Linked DNA regions of Homo sapiens: region 2 is linked to region 1. The links are chromatin contacts, found by Hi-C in ENCODE. All regions are on one chromosome and are shown on one strand. The core of a region is the stretch at or near the end of the contact, and the rest is flanking DNA. Distances in the headings are between cores, read along the strand shown.

Evidence for each region. A loop is a pair of places that touch in the nucleus more often than their neighbours do. Pooled maps may share reads with other maps.
Region 2: a map of K562 shows a loop between it and region 1 (4-fold over the local background). The contact joins the enhancer-like site here to the promoter of LINC01391 in region 1. A Hi-C loop is called at or near these places in 2 of 168 maps with a recorded cell type or tissue (K562 and Ramos) and 4 of 50 pooled maps.

Annotation. Positions count from the first base shown.
Region 1 is chr3:138,942,770-138,945,619 of GRCh38, forward strand. LINC01391 (long intergenic non-protein coding RNA 1391) reads right to left here and starts at 1,251. Exons shown (of 3, transcript NR_121649.1): 1 at 1,197-1,251. It overlaps FOXL2 (forkhead box L2), which reads right to left. Exons shown (of 1, transcript NM_023067.4): 1 at 1,455-2,850. The coding sequence ends at 2,823. RefSeq lists an enhancer at 1,754-2,343.
Region 2 is chr3:138,055,663-138,061,449 of GRCh38, forward strand. It overlaps LOC105374128 (a long non-coding RNA gene), which reads right to left and starts at 98. Exons shown (of 2, transcript XR_001740930.2): 1 at 1-98. Within about 2 kb of position 3,782, at least 2 of the 41 ENCODE cell types and tissues checked have a DNase peak (open chromatin) inside an H3K27ac peak, as active enhancers do.

The sequences.
Region 1 (2,850 bases), core at 1-2,500:
CAATGCCAAAAATATATGCCCACTCTGCAGGCGAATGACAGACACACACACCTCCCACCCTGTCACCAATACACAACTGACACTGTACACACACATTTGCAGCAGATACAGACTACACAATTACTTGCCCATGGGCTAAATTTTCACGCTAGACAAAGCACAAACAGACATGCACACAGCAGGCTGCTTTCTGTTCTGCAACTCCCCTTAGCCAGATAGTGGAGCAGCCGGGCACCAAAGGCACCCAGACACCAGGCCTGACCAGCCTCTAGGGCTTCCTGCTCCAGCTGAGCCTCCCTCTCCATCCTGCTCCTGCCGGTTCCTGGTAAGCTCCAGTCCCAGTCTTGAGGTGATGCCCCCTGAGAATCCCCGTGGCTTGGTCTCCTGCCTTGTAGCCTCTCGCAGGATGCCTGTGGGGGGCGGGGGGCATTCTGAGCAGAAGCCACTTGGGCCCAACTATACATAACAGGATACCACCCTGAGGTTCCTACCGCCTGACCACTGGAGGGCTGAAGTGAGAGGCCTGCAGGCTCATTCCCGTGGCGCAAAACCGCTCCTGGCCCACCAGCCGGCCTGGACCTGCCGCCACATTGCTGGCCAGGCCCCGAGATAGACGGGGGGGGGGCAGTGAGGGCTGGGTGCGGGGTCTAGTCTCAGCTGAGCAGCAGCCCGCAAGAACCGGCGGATCTATCCTATCAGAAGTCGGAAGTCATCTATCCCATCAGAAGAGTGAAAGCCGACCACCCCCTAATCCGCCTGGGAGAACCAGACTGCAACCAGGTCAAACGCCTGTGTGCCTGCGCGGAAGCATGGATCTTAATTCGTTATTTGGGGATCTCAGTAAAGGAAGAGAGAGAAAGAAAAAAGACTAAATTTCTGCAGCCGCGAAGTATGTTCAATCCTTACTGAAACCTCCAAATCTCCTACCCATATCTCAAGGTAAATGAATTCTGACTATTAAAAATAATAAAGCAGTCACTTCTCACATTTGTACAGAGGTTAGCAGTTTGCAGCGCATTTCCACAACCAGAATTTTATCTATTAATGTTTGGAACAAACTCTTGGCTGTTATAGTTGACTCAAAATCGAAAAGTTTGAGAACAATAATAAAAACACAGCCAGCCCATACACCTAGTACAACTGTGTATGAGGTAGAATACAAACTTGAATAGGTACAAAAATAAACCAAGTCCTACCTACAGTCGCGCCTTGTGAACGAACCACGGCAGAAAAAGTCTTTCTGCTGACGTTAAACAGCCGCAACGGGCCAGTGATGACACAGAAAACAAACAATCCCAGGAAAACAAAGCAGCAGCGACAGCCACAAACGCCTGCCACCCCGGTTGCTCTCAATCTTTGTTTAACTCATTCTGAAAAAGATAAAATTTTGCTGAAAATCTTCCTCTTTTAACTAGCTGCTGAACTAAGGAGCGACAGAAATAAAGAAGTCCGTGTTAAAAGAAGGAACACAAAATTTATTCGGGAATCGACAAGGCAAAAAACAAAAACAAAACAAAAAAACACAACAAAAGTGCTCTAGTTCTCTCTAGAAAATTTGGTCCCCCAAACAACAAGCTACAGTACAACCAGGTCTATGGTTTTCGGGCCGGGCCGGCTCCGGGCCACAAGACCGCCTAGGTCGGCCGCTGCCGGGTTTCACATTTCTCCTTCCCAAGGTGGGAGAAGCAGGAGGTTTGAAAAACAAAAAGCAGGGAGGACGAGCCGTCCCAGCAGCGTGGGCCAGGCAGGCAGTGATCTCCCTGCCTCCAGGACTTGCATCGAAAGATCCGGGGACATTTGTTTTTGATTTTTTTCTTCAGATAGGGAGAGGGTGAAACTTCCCCAATTGGTAGACGAAACCATCTTTTATTGGATATATTCTCCTAACTCTGAACACAGCTTTTTGAAGGCCCAACAAAAACTCTAACGCAAATCTTCCAGAAGAGAAGATGAGGAATACTAAAGCTTTTGATTTTCATATTTGGATTTAGCAAACTCCAAGGCCACAATACTTCCCCGGTTGCCCGGTGAATTTTTTTTCCTTTTTTTTTTTTTAAATACTCTCTTAAAAAGTTCCACCGATCTTTCAAACAAAACATTAGCCAGCCGCCGGGGCCCGGAGGTGCCCGAAGCGACGGGACTGATAGCGGAGGAAACGCAGCCTCCCTCCGCGCCCGCCCGCGGTGTAAACCGAGTACAGGCCGTGGAGCCAGGCTGCCCCGGCTCCCGCTGGGTCCCAACCCCCGCCCCGCCTAGTGGGCCCCGCGGCAAGCGGCTTCTGAACAGCTTCAAGAGGGTTCGCGGAGCAAACACACGTATTGGTCCGTCCCTTTCTCGGGCAGCGCGGTCCCGCCATCAGTCCTGTCCGGCGCGTCTAGCCATGGACTGCACGGCAGTCGGGCGGGGAACGCGGAGAGCGAGCGCACCGACCTGTGAGAGAAGGCCAAGAGGTCTGCGCTGCCGACGCCCGGTCGCACCTCCGCCCCGGGCCCTTTCCGCGGTGAATTTGGGCAGGAGACGCTGGGGCTCCGGAAAGAGACGAGCCCAGTAGAAAGCGCGCAGAGAGGCAGCTTCAGGCCAGGGGAGTGCAAGGTCACAGAGGTCAGGGAGGTGAGCACAGGAGGACATAAACTGAGGGGACAAAGAGGAGCGACAGGAGCTTAGGAAAGCGAAAAAGCACAGAGGGACCCTGGGCGCTGGCTCCAGAGGCGGGCCCAGAGGGTGTGAGGTCAGGCTGGCGGCGGCGTCGTCGGCTGCGACCGGGGCCGGCGTCGCGCGTCCCTGCATCCTCGCATCCGTCTGCACCGGCATGCGGTGGGCTCTCAGAGATCGAGGCGCGAATGCAGCGCG
Region 2 (5,787 bases), core at 2,532-5,031, 880 kb before region 1:
AACCCCACAATATATAAAGCTCCTATAACTCAACAACAAAAAACCCAAATAACCCAATTTTAAAATAAGCAAAGGACTTGGATAAACATCTCTTCAAAGAAGATACACAAATGGCCAACAAGCATATAAAAAGATGCTCAACATCACAAATCATTAGGGAAATGCAAATCAAAACTGCAATGAGATATTATTTCACATCCATTAGGATGGCTGATATTTTTTTAAAAACAGAAAATAACAAGTGTCAGCAAAGATGGGGAGAAATAGGAACATTTGTGCATTGTCAGTGGGAAAATAAAATGGAAAACAGTATACAGGTTCCTGAAAAATAAAAAAATAGACTATATGATTACTATATGATCCAGTAATTCCACTCTGGGTATATATCCAAAAAAGTTAAAAATAGGATCCTGGAGAAATATTTGCACAGCTGTGTTTATAGCAGCACTGTTCACAATAGTCAAGATGTGGGAGCAACCCAAGTGTCAACAGACAAATGGATTCTTTAATGATATATATTCATACAATGGAATATTATTTAATCTTAAAAAGGAAATTGTGACACACACTGCAACATGGATAAACCTTGATGACATTATGCTAAGTGAAATAAGATAGTCACAAAAAGACAAATACTGTATGATACTACCATACATGGTACTTAGAGTAGTCAAAATCATAGAAATAGAAAGTAGAATGGTGGTTGCCTGCAACTGGGTGGGGGGAGATAGGGAATTGTTTAATGGGTATAAAGTTTCTGTTGGGGAAGACGAAAAATTCTGGAAATTGGTTGCACAAGAGTGTTCATATACTCAACACCACCGAACAATACAGTTAGAGGTGGTTAAGATGATAAATTTTATGGGTTATTTTACCACAATTAAAAATGAATTTTTAAAAACAAAACTGTGCAATACCAGAATAGTAACAGAATAGTCAGATTAATGAAATATACAGAAAGTCCAGGAATAGACTAACCACATACAATAATTTACATTTGATGAAGCAGGTATTTTTTAAGTGAAGAAAGGATGAATTGTCAAGTAATGCTGCTGAGATGACTGGCTAATTGTAAAAATAAAATAGATTCCTAACTTACTGCTAACACCCCTCAAAAAATCCGGATATATTAAATATTCAAAATTTTAAAACTTTTTAAACTAGTAAAAGAAAATATAGATGAACATGTAGAAGTCTTAGAATGGAAAAGACCTTCCTAATTATGACACCAAAAGCAGAAATTACAAAGTAAAACACTGATTAATTAGACAGCTACAACTTAAAATCTCTTTATAGCAAAGAACTCCATGAACATAATTAAAAGACAAATGATTGACTAGAAAGGAGAAAAAGTAACATATATAATAAAGGACTAATATTTTCAATATATTAAAAACTCTTAAGAGCAATAAGACACAAATTACACAATAAAAATGCAGTCTAAAAATCAAAAGTAAAATAAGGCATTCAGTAGCATAACCACAGAAAAGAACTACAAGTGACTTTATAACACAGTAATTTAACTGGACATTCCAAGTAGGATCTACCTTAAGGACAAAAACAACTCCAAAAAAGTTAATAATAAATTTTAAATTGTTTTCAGTATTCATACAATAAGCAATAGGGTGGGTATTGTTATGTCTAAGACTATGATTGTGATGTTAACAGCCAGGATTTTTGGTATGGAAGAAAAGCGATACACATGTTAGGTCAACGAGATAAAGTAAAACTTCTGTAGTCAGGAATTTGAATAGGGAATATCAACATGAACTCACAATATTTTTATTGTATTTCCTATCTCTGTGCACTGAAAGATCTTAGAAACAGTAAGTCCAGTAGTGATAGGCACTCCTAGCACCCAGATGTCTATAAATATAACTTGCTTCTAAAAGAAACCAGGATTCCCCCAGATAAATTACTAATTTTAGGTCTGGGACAAGAAAGGTATGCAATGAGCCTGGAAGGAAGCTATCGGACTACTAAGGTCATATCAAAATCATTCGAGAACCAAATTAAAGAGGCACCCCAAGACAGTACAATCTCAGCGTTAATAAGGATAATAGTACAAAGGATTTAAACAAATCAAATATATTTAAATCTATAAGGTTGTATGACACCTATTGAAGATACTAGGAAGCTCATTCATTATTCTGAAAAAAGAAAGACTTGAGCCTTTAGCTGCTTTACCTGTATGAATTGCACCTCAGAGCAACCAGACAGTTTGATGTGGAGAATTCCTCTTTACAGAAGTTTTCCAGCTAGTAAATGTCAAAGGAATAACAAACAGACTATTAAACTTTTAGAGATTTCTAATTAATAGATTGGGCTGGGCGCAGTGGCTCACACCTGTATTCCCAGCACTTTGGGATGCCGAGGAGGGCGAATCACAAGGTCAGGAGTTCAAGACCAGCCTGGCCAATATGGTGAAACCCCGTCTCTACTAAAAATACAAAAAATTAGCTGGGCATAGTGGTGGGCGCCTATAATCCCAGCTACTGGGGAGGCTGAGGCAGAAGAATCACTTGAACCCGGGAGGCGGAGGTTGCAGTGAGCCGAGATCGCACCACTGCACTCCAGCCCAGGTGACAGTGCAAGACTCTGTCTCAAAAAAAAAAAAAAAAAAAAGATGGATTTAGGCAATGGTCATCAATGTCTATCACCAATGCCATCACCAACATCACAAGAAAGGAGAAAAAGATATTCTGTGTCTCCTGATGGAGATGCACAAAACCACCAATGAAGAGTCCTGCCAAAACACAAAAAAGTAGTCAAAGCTGAACCTGATCAAGTATTTAGCTCTAACTACAAATTTACAGATAGTTCAGGAGAAAGAGGAATACATTAAATACCACCACAGTAATCAATCAGCAAAACCCAGACTGTGGGGAATTCCACAAGATGAACAATCTGATTTATTCAGCAACAGTAAAAATAATAAAAATCATGGGGAAGGAAAAGGGAAAGGAAGAGAGGAAAGGAGGGAAGAAGGGAAGACAGGAAAGAGGGAAAAATGAAAGAGGAATCTATAGGTTAAAAAAGACAAATATGTGTAGTAAAATAGAGGAATTGTAGACAGAGAATTGATATTTGATGACATTTAGAAAAAAAGTACTGATTTTTGTTGTAGTGTGATGGTGGTACAATGGTTATTTTTGAAAAGGAAGTATCTTTTAGAGACACATACAGAAATGTTTGTAGACATAATGATATTATTTGGGATAATATGTAATATTACATGTATATTACTTGGAATAATATGCAGTATCATATTAAAACATACAATATTATTTGGCGAAAGATATACAGGAAACAAGATTCTCTATGGGTTGGTAATTGTTAAAACTGAGTAATAGGAACACCAAGGTCATTACACAATTCTATTTTTATATATGCTTGAAATTTTTCATAATAAAGAGATAAAGAAAACAGCAACAAGAAAAGTGAACTACGGGCAACTCATAAAAGAAGAAATAGCAACAACCAACATGAAAAAGAAATAAAAAATAATTTTACTTTAGAAGAAATCTTAAAAATGCAAGTTTCTTAAAAGGTGAGGTTTCATTTTTCACGTATCACGTGGCCAAAACATTGAAAGATTAATGATATCCCTGGTAGCAAGGGAATGCAAAAACTAGCTTTCTTGTGTGCTCCAAACACTAGTAGACTAAATTGGCTCCAGTTTTCTGGAAAGCATTTGGCAATATGTAACAAAAGTACATGGGGAAAGGAGCTAGAGTGCCAGGGCCAGGCTGCCAAAGTCAGATTGCAGTCACACCACTCACTGGTGGCAGGACCCAAAACAAGTTTCTTAGCTGCTGTGTACCTCAATTCCTAGCCCATGAAATGCATGTACTATAATAGTGGCATCCATCTCAAGGGCTGCTGTGAGGCTAAATCATAATATTGGTACCAAACTTGGACCAGTGCCTGGCATATGGTGCTGGCTTTCATTATTATGTTGGCCCAGCAACCTCACTTCTAAGAATTTATTTTAAGGAAATCTTAATCAAGTGCACAAAGACACATATACACATTTTTTTAATCACTTCATGATTTATAAAATGCAAAAAGTAGAAATGTCTGGTTAAAAAAACTTTTGTAATCTTTGCCTGGAATACGAGGTGGCCATTATATATAACTGTCTTATATTTATACGTACTGACATGTACATGTGTACTGATATAAAGACATTTGTAATCTGTTTTCCAGGAGAAAATCAAGCTAGAGAAGAATATAGTTGAACCCTAGGAAGGAGTTTTTTTTTTCACCAGTGCATGTACATCTAGATGTTAACAATAATTGACTGAATTTGTGGGTTATATTCTTTTTGATTATCTGTATTTTCTAATTTTTCTGTATCAACCTTATCATTTGTCTAATTTTTAAATGATCTGTTACATACGTTCCACAGTTCTGGCAAATCTTGTGCTGGTTAATTTTAGTTCAATTTAATGAGAGCAAGAGATACCTGGACAGCTGTGAAGCATTACTTCTGAGTAGGTCTGAGAAGGTGCTTCCAGAAGAGATTAGCATTTGAATCAGTAAACTGAGTGAGGAAAATCTGCCCTCTCCCATTGTGGGGGACACCATCCAATCTGCTGCCAGCCTATATAGAAAGGCTTTCTCTCTGGAGTTGGGACACCCAGCTTCTGTCCTTGGATGTCAGAACTCCAGGTTCTCAGGCCCCAGGACCTGCACCAACAGTCCCAGGTTCTCCGGCTTTCGGATTTAGACTGAGCCACTCTACCAGCTTCCTTCATTCTCCAGTTTGCAGACAGCCTATGCCGTGATCACATCAGCTAATTCCCTTAATAAATCCCCTGTCATTTATTAGGGAAACTGGCTAATAAATACCCATAAGTATCTATCTATCCATATATCCTACTAGTTCTGTTTCTATTGAGACCTAATACAACTTACTAAAGAATTTTAAAATATATTTGAAAATGGGAAGGGGTGAACACAGCATAGAAACACCAAAGTAATACGTTAGTCAAACCCTCCAAAGTAGATAGAAAAACCCATTTGGAAACATATAACGTAATGATGAACATTCAAGAACAGAGACATTCTCATTGATAATCATCACCAGTGTGTGCACACAAGTCCAAACACATTTACTGTTTACATTTGCATTCCCCCAAAAGTGGAGCTAGAAACAAGGACTTGGGTGCAGATTAATTTACCTCAGAGGTGCTCATAAGAGAAAGAAGTAAGGGAGTGAGAAAAATGAAACAGAAAAGAGGAAGGCCGATGAACTATGCATTAATAATAGTAACTGCATACTAGTGAGAACTAGCACTCAATCCCACAAGGGACTCTGAGAAACTGTGCAGAATAAAACTCAGAGGTGCCCCACAGAAGCACAGGAAGCCTGGAGCAATTACTCATCAACTCCCATCCCATCAAGATTGTGGGCTGATCTGGTAGCATCAGCTCTCCAGCTCTCCTGAGCTTCCTCATTGAGCAGCTTCCTTTGTACGACAACACCCCCAGCCTGCCCCCTCCCCCAGCTACCCTACTCCACCACCAGACCCCTTTTGCTCCCTGCAGTGTGTTTCCTCCATCACCTTCCTACGAGAACTTCAAGGCCTCTCCAGGTGTCAGGACCACCCAAAGGTCAAAGGAAGTCTGGGTGAGTTGGAGGTGGTAATAGATGAAACAAGATTGACCTTGAGTTGAGCTGATAATATTTGAAGCCCAGTGATGAGCACATGGGTTCATCACACTATTCCCTTTACTCATATATGTGTTTGAAACTTTCCATAACAAAAAGTTAAAAATAGA